Linked DNA regions of Homo sapiens: region 2 is linked to region 1. Evidence: read pairs that join two places in POLR2A ChIA-PET (ENCODE). Cell type or tissue: OCI-LY7. All regions are shown on one strand. Region 1 overlaps MAG (myelin associated glycoprotein). Region 2 holds the start of FFAR1 (free fatty acid receptor 1).

Evidence for each region. ChIA-PET counts read pairs that join two places held together with the same protein. Peaks named below come from ENCODE experiments on the same cell type or tissue, not always from the same donor. Only the 100,000 strongest peaks of a DNase experiment are listed, where the experiment ranks them.
Region 2: POLR2A ChIA-PET joins it to region 1 with 10 read pairs; 9 of 35 experiments call an interaction of 5 or more read pairs at or near these places.

Annotation. Positions count from the first base shown.
Region 1 is chr19:35,294,954-35,297,453 of GRCh38, forward strand. It overlaps MAG (myelin associated glycoprotein), which reads left to right. Exons shown (of 11, transcript NM_002361.4): 3 at 433-501; 4 at 660-1,028. The coding sequence starts at 456. Among named protein-coding and RNA genes, the nearest start is that of MAG, 4.0 kb to the left of the region's middle. RefSeq lists enhancers at 1,676-1,785, 1,916-1,985. In OCI-LY7, a CTCF peak has its summit at 1,639; DNase peaks (open chromatin) are centred at 318, 1,138 and 1,768; H3K4me3 peaks cover 2,061 bases; H3K27ac peaks cover 2,500 bases.
Region 2 is chr19:35,347,476-35,349,975 of GRCh38, forward strand. It overlaps FFAR1 (free fatty acid receptor 1), which reads left to right and starts at 427. Exons shown (of 2, transcript NM_005303.3): 1 at 427-2,500. RefSeq lists an enhancer at 199-278 and a silencer at 1,557-1,757. In OCI-LY7, no CTCF peak of the experiment used is centred here; DNase peaks (open chromatin) are centred at 296, 1,516 and 2,356; H3K4me3 peaks cover 1,651 bases; H3K27ac peaks cover 2,500 bases.

The sequences.
Region 1 (2,500 bases):
AAAGTTAAAAAATATCAGCAGACCAGGCATGGTGATTTACACCTGTAATCCTTTGGGAAGCCAAGGCAGGAATATTGCTGGAGGCCAGGAGTTGAAGACCAGCCTGGGCAACATAGTAAGACCCCACCTCCACAACCATTTCCACAAAAAAGAAGAAAAATTAACTGGGTGTGGGGTGGCGCATACCAGAAGCTGAGACAAGAGGATAACACGAGCTCAGGATTTTGAGGCTATAGTGAGCTGTTATTGTGTCACTGCATTCCAGCCCGGGCAATGAAACAAGACCCTGTCTCAGAAAAATAAGTAAATAAATGCATAAATAAATAATAATAGCAGCAGCAGCTAACATATGAATGGGCCCCTTCCTGAAGCCCAGATGGAACACCCCCTTTCACTTCCCCCAGCCTTTAACCCTCTCCTCTCCCTTTCCAGCGATCACTCACTCGCTGTACAGAATGATATTCCTCACGGCACTGCCTCTGTTCTGGATTATGATTTCAGGTAACGGCTGACAGGTGCTGGGGACCTAAAGGCTTTGGCCCCTGAGCAGGTTGGAGGTGGGTCCCCGCAGCCCCCCGGCATGTGGTTGGGGATGGGAGCCGGAGGGGGTGATCGGGTAGGACGTGTCCCTGAGCCTCAGCTCTCCTGCTTGCCCGCAGCCTCCCGAGGGGGTCACTGGGGTGCCTGGATGCCCTCGTCCATCTCGGCCTTCGAAGGCACGTGCGTCTCCATCCCCTGCCGCTTTGACTTCCCGGATGAGCTGCGGCCCGCTGTGGTGCATGGTGTCTGGTACTTCAATAGCCCCTACCCCAAGAACTACCCCCCGGTGGTCTTCAAGTCGCGCACCCAAGTAGTCCACGAGAGCTTCCAGGGCCGCAGCCGCCTCCTGGGGGACCTGGGCCTGCGAAACTGCACCCTCCTGCTCAGCAACGTCAGCCCCGAGCTGGGCGGGAAGTACTACTTCCGTGGGGACCTGGGCGGCTACAACCAGTACACCTTCTCAGAGCACAGCGTCCTGGATATCGTCAGTGAGTCCCCAGCGGTTGTGCAGGCACCGGGAGCTGGGGCAGCGGGGCGGGAAGGAGTGTGGCCGGAAGGCCTCCCCGCACCTTCCCCAGCAGGCCTGGATGGCAGATCTGGGAGGTGCTGATTTGGCTGGGGGTGCAAACCTCAAGGCCCACGCAGACCATGCAGATGACAGACATGAACAAAGCAGGGCCCCAAAATAGTCTTGCTGCCCTCAGGGGGAAACAGGTGCTGCTACTCTTTTGGAAACACCTGGAGAAAGGCAGTGGGGCCAGGGGGTAGGGGCAAGGCTGCTGGGCCCCCACTTTAGCGTGGTGATCTTGGGCAAGTGACTTAACTTCCTTGGGCCTTGGTTTTCTTTTCCGTAAAATGGGGATAAGAACAGCACTTAAGGCAATGAGTGAAAAGCCATCAGATGCCCAGAGCAGCACCTGGCACGTGGCCCCCAGCTCTGGCCAACAGAAAGCAGGGCGGTGGCTGTCAGGTGTTCTGAATTTTCAAGATAAACCAGAATTTTGGATTCTTTGGTGTAATCTCCTAATTCTTAAATTTTGGTTGCTGATTCAGATTTCTTTTTTTAAAATCCTTTAAGCCAAATAGAATACAGCTATGGCCAGACATGGCAATCAGAATAGGGCACACTGCCTGATTTCAGGGATCCCCCTGCCTCATTTCTGAGTGGCGCTGCTGCTTGGAGTCCTCAGCGCTGAGTCCCTATGAGAGAGCCGGGTTCACCCTGGTGCAGAAAGAGACTGCACAGGTGCAGTACACACACACACCACTCTACAGAAATCACACACTACACACTGCACACTCTACCTACACACTACCCACACACCACACACTACACATACATCACACACTACACAAACCACACACCACACACTGCTCCTGCTACCTACACACTGCCCACACACCAAACATACACATCACACCAAACACACCACACACACACACTACACAAACCACACACCACACACTGCATACACTACACACACACACACTGCTTGGCGCTGAGGACTCCAAGCAGCAGCGCCACTCAGAAATGAGGCAGGGGGATCCCTGAAATCAGGCAGTGTGCCCTATTCTGATTGCCATGTCTGGCCATAGCTGTATTCTATTTGGCTTAAAGGATTTTAAAACCACACACCACACACACACCACACCAAACACACACCACACACACACACCACATTACAAAAACTCACCACACACTACACACACACCACACACACCACACCAAGCACACACCACACACATCACACACTACACAAACCACACACCACACACTTCATACACTACACACACTACCCACACACCACACACACACCACACCAAACACACACACCACACACACACCACACTACAAAAACCACACACCACACACTGCATACGCTACACACACACTACACACACACCACACAAACACCACACCAAACACACACCACACATCCACCACGCTACAAAAACTACA
Region 2 (2,500 bases), 53 kb after region 1:
AGATTAGAGAGTCTGGTGTCTTGTTAGGAAAAGCATACTGGCTTTGCAGACAGACAAACATGAGAACTTGAATCTTGATTCTTCGGCTTAACTAGCCCGGTGATCTTGGCAGGGCTCGCCAGCTTGCCTGAGTCTCGGCTTCTCCATCTGTAAAGTGGAGAGGGAAAGGCCACTGCCTACCACGCAGGTGGCCCACGATAGGAAGTGAGGCATCGTCTTCTATATGCTGGAGCCACATTGAGACCCAGCACAGAAGCCGAAAGTCCCCCAGAAAACCAACCTCCATCCTTTATTTGCATTTTTCGAAGAATGTGAAAAGGGGAAGCCGATTCAAAACAGCTCTTCCCAAAAGTGACGCTACCCAATTCTTGCACAACCCATAGCTGCCAGAGAAAGTCTTGAAGACCAGCCACCCTGAGAAACCTCACAGCTTTTCTGTCATTCGAGGTCCTCTGCACCCGTTCTCTAATTCTGTTCACTGATTCAGACTTTCCAGTTAGGTGCCCCAGCTCCCCTCTCCGCTTCTCGGGTTTGATCTTTCTCCACCCATTCACCTGCTTCTGCAAAGGGGCTAAAGCCCATTCTCCTTAGAGGGCAGGGGTGTAATTATCTGATCATCAGGGAGATTGGCTCCTGGCACGTGGCAGGTGTCCCCAAACTGCCACCTTCCTCTCCCACCTTCCTTTCCCTCCCATCTCTGCTCAGTACCCGGACGGTAACTCTAGGAATTATGGTTCAGGGAGGCCTTGATCGCCCCATCAATCCACTTTGTCCCTGGTTTGATTCTTGTGAGCACCATTAACTTTTCTGGAGGAAGGTGAGGCTTTAAGAACTGTTTAAAGCCCAGGCGTGGTGGATCACGCCTGTAATCACAGCACTCTGGGAGGCCAAGGTGGGCAGATCACCTGAGGTCAGGAGTTCAAGACCAGCCTAGCCAACATGGTAAAATCCTGTCTCTACCAAAAATACAAAAATTAGCTGAGCGTGGTGATTCACACCTGTAATCTCAGCTACTTGGGAGGCTGAGGCAGGAGAGTCGCTTGAACCTGGGAGGCGGAGGTAGCGGTGAGCCGAGATCACGCCACTGCACTCCAGCCTATGCAACAGAGTGAGACTCCGCCTCAAAACAACAACAACAAAAACTGTTTAAATGAGACAGGAGGGTGTTGGGGTGTCTGTGCCCAAAATGGGGTCTGGTGTCATTCAACTCTTTCTTCATTCATTCTGCACACAGATACTGAGCACCTGGAAATGCACCCAGTACAGAGCCAGTTGTTAGGACACCAAAAAGATAAGGCGTAGGACCAACCTTGGGGATCTCTAGTCGAGAGCCGCCAAGGGTTTTTAAGGCAAGATACCCTGGAGGGAGCTGAGGCAGTCCTAAGCCTGAAGGGCCTGGCTTAAGCTCCCTGGCAACCATCGAGCATCTTCCCCTTCCCACCCTGTCCCTCAGCACAGCTGCTGACATAAACCTACTACATGGCTGATTGACCATGAGATATGGCCATCAATAGACATTGCTGAGGCGTGAAGAGCAGGTGAAGAGCAGGTGGCCAGGAAGCTAGGGGGCCAGGACTCCAGACGCAGGCCGCCCTCCACAACCCCAGCTCTCACAGTCCTCCCAGGGTCCAGACAATGGATCGTGCATTTAGGTTCCCAAACACCTGCTGTGCAACGTGTAGTAGACAAAGCAGACCAAAGCCTTTGCCCTCAGGAGGCCGGCATTCTAGCTCAGGAGCCAGCCAAGACGATGTCGCACTGAAGAAAGACAACAAAAGTGAGATTCACAGGAGGGATGAGTGTGGCTGAGGCACCCGGGAAGGCCCTCGGAGAAGGTGACCTTGGGCAAAGATCCAGACGCCAGGTGGGTGGGGCCAAAGCAGAGAAGATCTGGAAAACCCAATGGCTCCCCAGGGCTTCGCTCTTGCTGCAGGAGGGGAAACCACACTGCTGTGGATTCTTCCTCCATTCTGTCCATTTCTCAGTTCCCAACAACACACTGAACAGTAGGAGGCCAGTTCTCCGCTCACAGCGGGCGCTGCACCCCAGGTGCTGCTCTCGAGAAAAAGGCGAGCATGGACCAATTTAGTGGCTCCGAGGTATGAAAAGCAGTGAGATGGTGTCTTTGAGGGAGTTAGTGATAGGCTGAGACCCCCTTGCTGTCCCCCCTGAAGCCTGGTGACCAGAGCTGCCAGGAGGCCACACAGAGAGAGGTTTATGATGGGGGACCTGGAATTCGGAAGGGGCAGAGTGGTCAGGTGACCCATACACGCCTGAGAAAACTGATGTGGAGAGCTGTGTTGTCATTCTGAGGCAGGAAATAGAGACAGACTGACAGACAGACAGAAAGACACGGGCACATTGAGAGACAGAGACAGAATCACAGAGCAGAGCTGGCTTCTCACCAGCAGGCGTGGGCACACCTGAGAGAGCATCCAGAGAGGTTAGAAATCTTCCTTAGGTCCTCCTGGGAGGCTCAGGTGACCCCAGTGGGAAACAT